Regions from separate parts of the Homo sapiens genome. Here region 1 is linked to region 2. A link is an interaction called in ENCODE POLR2A ChIA-PET data of the cell type or tissue named here. Cell type or tissue: K562. All regions are shown on one strand. Each heading gives the region's core, and the rest is flanking DNA. Links, peaks and the distances in the headings are about the cores only.

Region 1 (5,586 bases), core at 587-5,586, 300 kb before region 2:
ATGACTTGCCCAGGGTCAGTTGGCAAACTGGCAGAAATGAGATCTCAAACCCAGGTTTCTTTATGACAAATCCAGGGCTCATCCCACGACAAATCAACTACCCCTTCTGCTTTCACCTCAGGCCACCTATTAGGGCCTCTGCCCTCCTCTCTGGATACACGGCCAACTTTTCATGAGGATCAGGCAGGCTCAAATATATTAAAATCCTTTGTCAGACACAAAAGACTTCATGTCTGCAAGGTGCAAAGTAGAAAGTCAGGACAGGCACCCTCCAAAGAGGGACTTGGAAAGAGGCCCACAAAGAAGCATGAGATACATGTATATATTCATGAAAAACATTAAATACAGTACAGAATGCTGGAAAGAACACAAGTGTTGGAATAGGCCTGGGTTTGAAGTCCTGTTCTGCCCCTCACTAGCTGTATGACCTTGGCCAAGTCAGAAGTCCATCCAGATGCTCAATTTCTCCATATGGCCGAATGTAATGACTATGCCCACCTTGTGGAGGGTGACCTGAAACGAGGGTTGGACACTGCTGAGCACAGAGCTGAGCACACCCACTCTCCCCACTCTGTAGTCAGGGGTTCCCAGACAGTGGGTGAGTGGACCCCACTGGTATCCTGGCCAGATCCCCCATGCTAAGCAGGTCCCCCATCACTCAGCTGCCATGAGTATCTGCTGGTGCCGGCTCACAGCTGCCCCATCTTTGGACAACTGCCCTTAGCTCATAGGAGCTGCCTTGCCCCAACAGTTATGCCCTCGGGGGACTACCCTGCTATAGGAGTACCGAAGCCTAGTCAACCCTGCCATGCCATCCATTCTCCAGAGCTCCCCAGGATCTGGCTGAAGTTAGCCTGCAGCCAAGTGCCCATGTCTGGCTGCTTCTTCTCCTGCCCCATGCTGCGTCTCCCTCTCCCTCTCTTGCAGGTTTCACCTGCGAGCACTCCCACAGAGCACTTGCACAAAAATCCACTTCTCAGGCTAAGACAGTGGAAACAGGAGTGAAGAGTTCTCCTGATTTTCTGTATTCGTTACAAAATCAAGTGACTTCTGGGGAAAGTCCAGAGAAGAAGGTACATGTTAAATTCTCCCTTGAGCCGGGTGTGGTGGCTCATGCCTGTAATCCCCGCCCTTTGGGAGGCTGAGGTGGGCAGATCACCTGAGGTCAGGAGTTCGAGACCAGCCTGCCCAATATGGTGAAACTCCATCTCTACTAAAAATATAAAAATTAGCTGGGCATGGTGGCACGCGCCTGTAGTCCCAGCCACTCAGGAGGCTGAGGCAGGAGAATTACATGAACCCAGGAGGCAGAGGTTACAGTGACCTGAGATCATGCCACTGCACTCTAGACTGGGCAACAGAGCAAGACTCCATCTCAGAAAAAAAAAAAATTATCCCTTGCTAGAGCCACACACCTGACTCCCCTCAGGGCCCAGCTGCCCAGTTTGGGGGTCCCTCTGCGAGGACTTAGCATGCCCAGTAGAAGCTGGGCACAAATGGTAAGTTTCCTGAGGCCAGATGGCTCGGGGGTGGCTCGGCCAGGGCTTGGATGGGCCCCGGAGGCACCTGGTCCAGTCTTGGTGTTGGGCCCAGGCTGATGAAAGATGCTGCTCAAGACATTTGCTGAGGAACTAATTAATTTTCATTAGAGGACCCAATTAGTGAGTGCAGTGAGTGTGGTGGAATATCTTTCCACCCACTCTCAGGGTGACTCCAGGTGGCGTTCACTAGGGACACTGAGTGCTGGAGATAAAGGCAGCAAACTTGAGGCCTCAGGTGCCGCAGGGTCCATGATGGCTACTTGGGGTGCCTCAGGGGACAGGGAGAGATCCTGAGCTGTGTATCCAGAAACATCATTGCCACAGACCTCCTGTGAGGCTTCAGGCCAATTGAGATTGCTCTCTGGGCCTCAACTAAGATAGCCACAGTAGATGACCTCAGAGGGACTTTCAACTAAAATAATGACAGCTAACACTCTTAAGACACTTTCACTGTGTACCAGGCTCTCTACCAATATTTATTCATCTAATCCTCTTGACACCTTCGAGGCAGGATGGGGCTATGATAAGCCCGTTTTGCGATGAGGAAACAGGCTCAGGGAGGTTAAGTGACTTGCTCAGAGTCACACAGCCAATAAGCGGCAGAGCCAAGATTCAAATCCAGGTTATCTGGCTGTGGAGCTCGTTACTTTCACCATGCTATACTGCCTAGTGCAACCCAACTTCTCTGGAACTCTCACAGTGCCTGGCACAGGGATGGGCACCACCATAAGTGCTTAATAAGAATTTAAAAACAGGAAAATAAGAAAAAACTGGTAGCCTGAAAGAGTGTGATGGTGGCTTGTGGGAGTGGGACTGGATAGCTGAGTAGAAGGGAGATGCCATTTCTTTGGATGTCCTCTGGTGCTGTTCGGCTTTTTTACGATGTATCTACATTATCAGCAGTAATAACAGCATAAAGCATTATAAAAGCTGATAACAGTGCTTGTACCAGGGATGGGACATGAGGATCAGAAGACAGGGGTGCCCAGGACACTTCCCCCGGATATTTTTCATGTGTTTAAAATGTTGTAGCATCTGCATATATTACCTAATCCAAAAAAATACTTTAAAAATTATCCAAGACCAATCAAGCAAAGATCAGCTAGAGAGAAACTGGCAGGAGGGGGCGCTCTGGGGATGAAAAATAACCATCTAGGGGCTACCGCAGAGTCAGGGGGAGACAAAGGAGGAACTGGAGGGCCTGTACAAGTGTCCTACCTTCTCTGGGAGACTCTGGGTATATCTAAACCAAGCCCACCAGCCTCTCACTCTGCAGGCAGGGATACTGAGGCCCAAAGAGTCAAAAAGTGGGTGTAGGAGACACTGAGACTCGGCGATGAACAAAGTCCTTCTCTCTTCACTCCTCATGCAGCCTTTCAGGCTCCACTGTGCACACAGTAAACACCACATACCTAGACCAGAGCGAGGAGGCCTGACGCCAGCTGTGTGCTGCCCCATCCCACCCTTCCTCCACCCAGATGTGCACATCACATCATTTTTATGAAGTCTACAGGAAAAGGAAAGGCGGCAGCTTCCATAGCTTGGATGTCTTCTATGTGTTGTACATACATCCTCTGGAATTCTCACAAGGTATCTCTAATTCCATTTTGCAAAGGACAGGCTGAGGCCTAGATCAGTTACATACCACAGTCATGATGCACAGCTAGAAAGGGCCAGAGATGCAAACCCAGGTCTTTGGGCCTCCCAAGTCCGCTCATTTTTACTATCCCAAGCCACCCCTCACAGAGGGTATTTCCCATCAGTTTAGGACAAGTCCCACCCGGAAACTATTTTTAAGTGCCTTTGTCTTCAGATTCTGAGTTGTATGGGGCTGGGTGAGAATCTCATCACATCAAGGTTGGTCCCCTGCCTCCAACCTGAGCTAGACCCCAATCTTCCCTAGAAAATTATCAGCGACCCCTTTCTTAGAAACATCTGAATAAACTGACTCAGTAAACTCCCCCGGGAGCATTTCCCAGCACTTTGCCCCCTTTACATCGATGATTCCTTTGATTTACTTCTTCCCAGTAGAGGTTTGTCCTCAAATGAACTTCCTGGTTTTAACACATAGCCCTCCCTTTTCCCAATGCAGAAAAGGGACCATGTCCTGTTCTCTCTGGACGAAAAAGGAGCTAGACCTGAATCCTCAGAATTCCCAGAGCTGTCTGGGTCCAATATCCCATGCAATGGTCTCATGGCCTGATGCATTGCTCATTTTGACTCACTTATCCTTTGTACAAATGACTTCCTAGAGGCTTTATGAGGGCCTACGTGTTAAACCTGGCACAACGCAGGCAGCAGCTGAGACTCATTTGGATCATAGACTCTGTGACAGAAACAAGAGGGCCTGAAGACCATACCCAGGACTGAATTTGGTACCCAGTGTCCCAGCATCTAAGACATCAGGAGCCAGGAGATATCCCACGTTGGCAAGACCCCTTCAGTTCTCTCCAGCCTTTTCCTCCAACCCAGTGGTTCTCAAGGTAGGGTCCCTGGATCAGTACCATCCGAATCTGCATCACGTGGGAACTTGTTAGCAATGAAATCCTCAAGTCCCTCCTGCCCCCAAACTAAATAAAAGACTCTGGGTGGGCCCAGCAGTCTGCATTAAGAAGCCCTCCAGAGGATTCTGAGGCTCACTCAAGTTTGGCGGCCCTGCTCTAACCCATTTAAACTGACAACAGCCACTGTGACAACTGCAGCTGCTACCAATGACTGGGAACCTACTATGTGCCGAGGGTTAAACATGCACTCTCATCCATTAATCCTCATAGCAAAGGACACCTTATTCCATACGTCCAGCTCTGGGTTAGGTGTGTTGTGTGCATGATGTCATTTACTCCTTACTATAACCCTCTTGAGTATTTACTATTATTATGCCCCATTTTACAGATGCGGACATTGAACCCCAGAGGGTTGAAGCAACTTGCCTACAGTCATACAATTTAGAAGTGGCAGTCAAGATGAAAATTCAGATCTGCCGGATTCCAAAGCTATGTTCTTTCTGTCCGTCCATGGAAGTTCCCCAGGGTCTCTCACACCTACATCATCAGTCTGGGTCAGGTGAGATTCGAAGAGGGGTGGAGGCAGGCAGGGTGAGCAGAAAGAACCCAGCCTGGACTCCACAGTGCCTTCCAGCTACAGCGTGAAAGGAAGCTGCGTTATGCATGTAAAGGCACAGCCATCTGCGCCTAAGGAACATAAAAAACAGGGATTCAGGGGGCATGAGTTCTTGGCCTCTCTCTAACTTCACCCAGCTGGGGGCCTTTTCTTTTCCTTCTTCGGACCTCAGTTCCCGCACCAGATAATCTTTATCCTCTACAAGGCTGAGATAATTTGCCCCCTTCTCTGATCTTGTCTCTCTAACCACACTGGTCTGTCATCTCTAGCCACACTGGTCTGCTTTCTATTCCCTAAAACTCAAACTCGCACTGACCTCAGGGCCTTTGCACAGTTATTCCCTCTGCCTGGAACACTCTTCCTCCTCATATTCCCATTGCTGGCTCTTTGTCAGTTAGGCTTTATCTCAGATATCACCTCCTTAGCCTTCCCTGACTACCTTACTTAACATTATCTCCTAGCCCATCATCGTTCCATTTTCATTCCACTTAGCAGAACCTGAAATTCTTTATTGAATTGGTTACCTATTTATTGTCTGTTTCCCCCACCCCAGAATATAACTCCCTGAGAGCAGAAACCATGTCTGACTTGTTCCTTGATATATCCCTAGCACCCTAGCACCTAGAACATTAACACTGAGCAGCTCATTAACTACTAACTGAATGAACAAATACCAGAAAAGAAAACCTGGACTCAGAGGTCAGAGCTCTGGATCCTTAATATGTGACCTTGGCAAGCCACTTCGCCTCTTTGAGCCTGTTTCCCTACTTGCTTAATGAGGAAATGGGCTAGATGCTCTCCAAGGGTCCTTCCAAGACTTCCAGTCTTGGAAAGCCAGACCTGGAAGCAGCCCAGCTGGTCCATCCAGAGAAGGCAGCTGGCCAGGGTCCTGGCAGCAGCTGCCCTCTCGCCACCCCCATCCACA
Region 2 (6,211 bases), core at 509-5,508:
TCGTGTTGTTTCAGGATCAACTGTATTTTTAGTGATATATTTTATTAAATCTAAAATATTATGATTTCAACATTGGAATCAGTAAAGAAATTATTGAGATATTTTACATTTTCTTTTTTTTGTACTAAGTCTCTAAAATCCAGTACTAATTTTTCTTATTGCTACATAACAAATTACCACAATTTAGTAGCTTAAAACAATACAAATTTATGATCTCATGGTTTCTGTAGGTCAGAAGTCTGGGCATGGCCTGGCTGGACCCTCAGGGTCTCACCAGGTTGAAGCCAAGGTGTTGGCCAGGGTTGAGGTTCTCATGTGAGCTTCAGAGTTTTCTTCCAAGCTCACAGATTGTTGGCAGAATTCATTTCCTTGTGGTTATAGGACTGAGGTCTCTCTTTTCCTGTTAGCTGTCTCCGAGGGATCAATCTCAGATTCTAGAAGCTGCCCCATAGGCAGTTCATAGCATGAATGCTTGCTTTCTTTCAGGGACATCAGAGTGCTGAATTCCTCTCCTGTAACCAGCCAGAGAAAAATCTCTGGCTTTAAAACTCTCACCTGATTAGTCCAGGCCCACCCAGGGCACTCTCCCTTCTGCCATATAATATACATTCACGGGTTCCACCTACACTTAAAGAGGAGGAGATTATACAGGGATGAGGATCATTGAGGAGGGGTCATCTGAATTCTGCCTCCCATATATAAATCTAGTGTACTAATTTATTTTATTTTTTATTTTTTGAGAGAGATTTTTTGAGATTTATCTATAGCATATCTCAGTTTGGACTAGTCACATTTTATGTGCTCGGTAGCCACACATGGCTCGTGGCTGCCATATTAGACAGCACAGCCCTAGGCTGTGCCACTTTAGTTTTTCCCTCGAAAGAAGAAGTTAGAGCAGGAAGCTGCTTAGTGAGCATCTTGCCCAATTCCCTCATTTGACCAACAGGGAAACTGAGGCAGATTTGCCGAGAAGCAGGTCTTCTGTTTCCTGGCCTAAGAGTTTGTCTGCAGCCTTTGCTACCCCTCAGGACTCAGGAGTTTTCCCTGGAGCTGCAGAGACGGTTTCCAAAATTGAGAGAAAAGACAGACCTATTTCCCAAAGGCAGAAGAGAATGAAACCAGGATCTGGTTTCATCCCCAGATTACACAGTGAGAGGTAAATGAAGTTTTGGTGGAATCTGTGAGCCACAAGAGTGGGAAGGTGGGCCTTATGGGTGGGAAGGACGGGGCATCCCTGTCCTTCATGTACCATGGATGGTCTGTCCCCCAAATTCTCCCTCAGTCCCTGACCAGGTTTAGTCATTGGAATCCATGGGGTTTTACCTTCAGAGTAAGCTTGATTTTGCAGAAAATACAGAAAATTTTGGAATTAAGTAGACCTGGATGTGACGGGCATCTTCTAAGATGTCTCCCAGTGATGTCGGCCTCCTGGTGTTCATGCCCTTGTGCAATCCCCTCCCCTTGTGTGTGGACAGGCCTTACTGAGCTGCTTCTAATGAACAGAATATGGCAAAAGTGATGGGATGTCACTTCTCTGATTAGGTTACTTAAGGTTGTGACTTCCAGCTGGCTTTGATGAAACAAGTTGCCAGGCGGGAAAGGTAAGAAAATGAGGAGGACTTCCAGCCAACAACCAGCCAGGAGCTGCGGTATTCACTTCATTAGTCCTCAAGGAACTGACATTCCGCCAACAACCCTGTGAATTTGAAAGTGGATCCTTCTCTAATTGAGGCTCAGATGAGACTCCCACCATGGCCGACCCCTCGAGTGCAGTCTCGTGAAGCAGAGAAACTGAAGCAGAAGACCCAGTTAAACTGTGCCCGTGTTCTTGACCCATAGAAACTGTGAGATAATACATGTGTGTTGCTTTAAGCTGCTGCATTTGTGAAACCTTGTTACACAGCAATAGATAATGAATACACTGGGTTCGAATCCTGCCTTTGCCACTAAACTGGTGTGTGACCTTGGGCCAAGCACTTCTCTTGGATCTTTATCTTCCTCATCTGTAAAATGGGAACAACACCTACCTTTCAGGATTGAGATGAGGACCAGCACATGCTGTTCCCTCTCCATGAACAACTCCTCCTGCCCTTTCTTTACCCTGCATATCAGTTAGAATTTAACTTAGCTGCGGGAACAGAAACGGAATTACAGTGACTTCACTAGAGAAGAGTTTACTTTTTTTTTTTTTGGCAGGCCAGGGTAGGTACAGCTGCTCATGAATAGCCCTGAAGACCCAGGCTCCTTGTCACTTCCTCCTCCACCATTCTTATGTGACTCATTCGTGCCCACAGCTCCTCTGGGATCCTTTACCGCTTTTGTGCACACAGGCTCCTGGTATGTTTTTCCTCCTGACAGCTGGTATCTGGGGCTTTCCTGAGGCTGCCAGAGCCTGCTATGGCTCCGCACAGGGAGAACCTGAAGTACCTGAGAATGTATGTGCTCCATCTATAGAAACATTTCTTGTTTCTAGAACTGCCCTGTGGGACTTCACTGGATTTCACATCCTCACTGGCTTCTTCTCTTCCTGGTGAACTTCTGTACTCCTATAGCCATTTTTCCTGGAAACATTTCCAAAGCATCACTGTCATATGATTCTTCATCTCAAGATTTATTCTGGGGGAACCCAACTAAGACAATCCTCAAGGACACCAGATGGCTGTTCTAGTGGCAGCAGCCATGTTCCAGGAAGGACACAGGGTAAATGGATGACAGACAAAAGGCCAAGTCTATCTCCTTAGTTAGGAAAACTATAGCTTGCCATGTAGCCCCGCCTAGTAGATTTTTCTTACTTCTGATTGGCCAGTCTTGGGTCACGTGATCATTGTTTGGTGCAAGGGAGCCTGGAGAGGAAACATATTTTTAAAATTTTAATTTACCTTTAAAATTGAAATATACTGTTCCTATGGTAAAGTGCACAACAGCTGAATGATTTTTTTGTAAATAAATGTATGTATCCATTGTAACTACCACCCAGGACAAAATATGGAATGTCACTGGCACTCCAAGAGCCTGGGGGTGGGGTGGGGCAAATATTTCTAACCAGGGACACTGCTATTGGTAAGGAAGAAGGGGAGAATGGATAATTACAAGTGTTCTACTTGGCTAGCTCCTGCTAAAACTCAAGGTCTTGACCTAGATATCATCTTCAGGAAGACTTGCCTGGTTTCTAGGCTGAGTTAGGTCTCTCCTGGCCTCCCATAGCCTCCCAGACCTCTCTAGTCTGGTATATGTCATGCAACTCTCTAGCTAGGGCTTTGTCTCATCCACTAGTGCATGAGTTCTGCGAAGCACAGCCTAAAGCCTATATTAAGTGCTCAGCAAACATTTATTGAATAAGTGAGGGAGGAAAGCAAGGTTAGAGTCTGCAAAAGGAACCAGCCTCCTAGGAGACTTTCCAGAAAGGCAGAGGAGACAGGCAGTACAGATAGAGCTGACTGGGTTGGAGCTGAACTCAGAGATGGCACTGCATAGACCAGCTCACAGAACTGCTGGAACAGGGAGTGAGTTAGCCAGGAAGCTGAGCAGGGAATCTAGAATGGACTGTGTAGATGCTGCTACCTATAGCCAGAGAAGCCATGGTCTGTGACCTGTCACCTCTTGCCATTCCAAGGACCTAGCTCAGAACTCAGAGCTCCAGGATAGTCACAGGGCTCTTGACAGCCAAGTCTTAACTGGCTTAACTGGGAGCTTCCTGCTGTGACCCCCTAATTTTCCTCCTGATGCCTTTGAGGAAAGAAACCTAGGGCAATAAGCTGTGTATCAACAGGCTTGGGTTCCAGTTGTCTAGAATTAAGTCTGGTCACTTAACCTTCTTAGGTCTTTGTGATCTTCATTTTTCAGATATGGACACTGAATCTTCAAATGGGAGGAATCTTAAGTGGGAGAAATCTTCAAAGACCGATTGTAATTAATTAGAGTAGTCAATAGGGATGTAAAGTTTATGGTTAGACTGCTTGGGGTTGAATCCCAGCTCTAGTACTTACAAGTTGGACAACTTTGGCCAAATTAACCTCTTTGTGCTTCAGTTTCCTCATGTGTGAAATGGGGAAAAGTAATGAAGCCTACCCGATAAGGATATGAGGATTTCATGAGATTATACAAGATTATACATGTAAAGTGATTAAAATGATACCTGGTCCATGGCACATGATCTGTAATTGTTAGCTGTTGCTGCCTTTATTACTTTCAAGGGAGGAATATGGTATGGTTTAATCCTGGCTACATCATTTCTCAGCTGGGGGTCTTGGGCAAGTCACTTATCTCATAACCACTATTTCTTCACTGTCAAATGGGAATAGCCTTTCTCAGGGTTATGGGTTGGATGAATGAAATGATGTTTAAAAGTGGGAGATCTGCAGTAGACGTTCATTACAGACTAATAACCAGAATCTGAATTAGTCAAGCTCTTACTGTGATAAATCTGTGACAAACAACCCTTGAATCTCTGTGACTTCTTACCACAAATATTTTTTTCTCTTTGGCAAGTTTGAGGCTTGGCTGGTCTGGCTCAGCTTCAGGCTTGCCCCAGGTGTCTCTCCAGCAAGACAAGTGGCTCCGGGCAAGCTCTTCTCATGGCAGAGGGCAGAAGCTCTAAGAAGGGTGGAGGTCAGGTGAGGTGGCTCACACCTGTAATCCCAGCACTTTGGGAGGCTGAGGCAGGCAGATTGCCTGAGGTCAGGAGTTCAAGACCAGCCTGGCCAACATGGTGAAACCCCATCTCTACTAAAAATATAAAAATTAGCAGGGTGTGGTAGCAGGTGCCTGTAATCCCAGCTACTTGGGAGGCTGAGGCAGGAGGATCACTTGAACTCGGGAGGTGGAGGTTGCAGTGAGCCAAGATCGTGCCACTGCACTCTAGCCTGGGCAACAAGAGCGAAACTCCATCTCAAAAAAAAAAAAAAAAAAGAATGGTGGTGTTTTGTCTTTAAACAGGCTACACTGTCACTGCCACCCACATCCCATTAGCTAAAACAGGTCTCCTCGCCCAGCCCAAGTCACTGGGGCAGGCTGTACACTCTCCCTGAGGGAAGCCACTGTAAGCATGGGGTGGGGAGGGGAAAGGGACAATTGTAGGCAAATAATCCAATCTACAATATTACCTGTGTTAACTATCTGAAGCTATATGTATATGGGGAAACTGAGGCCCAGAAAGAGGAACAGAAATATCCAAGTTTGCTCAGAGTCAGTGACTCCCAGATAGTTCTCCTTCCCCTCTCCAAGACCTCAGTCTATATCCATGTAGTTAGCATTTGGTACTTTTGAGTCAACCGTTCAAGCATTTGAATCCCATGGTAAGAACAAGGAGGGTGAGGAAGTAGAATCCCTTCCATCTTCCGATGGGGCAAACAGAAGCCCAGAGTGCAGAAGGATGACCTGTCATCATACTGCAAGGTCAAGAGAACAGGGAAAGAAGACCAAGGATTCCCAAGTGTACCTCCACAGTGGACCGCCCAGTCCCTCAGTCTTGTGCTGGACACAAGAGGCCCAGCAGATAGAGCAGGGAATTTGCCACCTCCTTCCTGGGAGGAAAGTGGGAGAGTCAGGAATCCAGCTGTCTGGGTCCAGGGATATCCCTTGGGATGACTGTCATTCCCTCATTGACCCCTTCTCCCCGCAAGAAACACTTGTTAAACCCTGACTGCATACTGGACCCAGGAGAAACTGAGGTGAGTGAGGTGGAGAGAGAGCCATCACAATAATGACATCCCGACGACTTGAGCAACATTTCCCCAAATTTTGGGCAATTTGAAGTGATCTTAGTATGTACCTGGATGCAGTGTCACATAACATGGACTCCTGGAGGGAGAAAGTCATTCCCTTCTCAATTCTTCTGATTACCTCAGGGAGAAAGTCTCAGCTTAGACATTTGCATCTTTTATTTATTTATTTATTTATTTTATTTTTTTATTTTTATTTTTTTTTGAGACGGAGTCTCGCTGTGTCACCCAGGCTGGGGGGCAATGGTGCGATCTCCGCTCACTGCAAGCTCCACCTCCTGGGTTCACGACATTCTCCTGCCTTAGCCTCCCGAGTAGCTGGGACTACAGGCGCCCGCCATCACGCCCAGTTAATTTTTTGTATTTTTAGTAGAGACAGGGTTTCACCGTGTTAGCCAGGATGGTCTCCATCTCCTGACCTCGTGATCCGCCTGCCTCAGCCTCCCAAAGTGCTGGTATGACAGGCGTGAGCCACCGTGCCCGGCCGATGT

Evidence for each region. Peaks named below come from ENCODE experiments on the same cell type or tissue, not always from the same donor. Only the 100,000 strongest peaks of a DNase experiment are listed, where the experiment ranks them.
Region 1: POLR2A ChIA-PET joins it to region 2 with 6 read pairs; 1 of 35 experiments calls an interaction of 5 or more read pairs at or near these places.

Annotation. Positions count from the first base shown.
Region 1 is chr20:44,797,926-44,803,511 of GRCh38, forward strand. The region is part of intron 1 of RIMS4 (regulating synaptic membrane exocytosis 4); the gene reads right to left. Among named protein-coding and RNA genes, the nearest start is that of RIMS4, 9.8 kb to the right of the region's middle. In K562, for the core only: a CTCF peak has its summit at 2,654 (motif pointing right); a DNase peak (open chromatin) is centred at 2,676; H3K27me3 peaks cover 1,167 bases.
Region 2 is chr20:45,102,718-45,108,928 of GRCh38, forward strand. No RefSeq gene overlaps it. Among named protein-coding and RNA genes, the nearest start is that of KCNS1, 4.7 kb to the left of the region's middle. In K562, for the core only: no CTCF peak of the experiment used is centred there; a DNase peak (open chromatin) is centred at 2,824; H3K27me3 peaks cover 1,364 bases.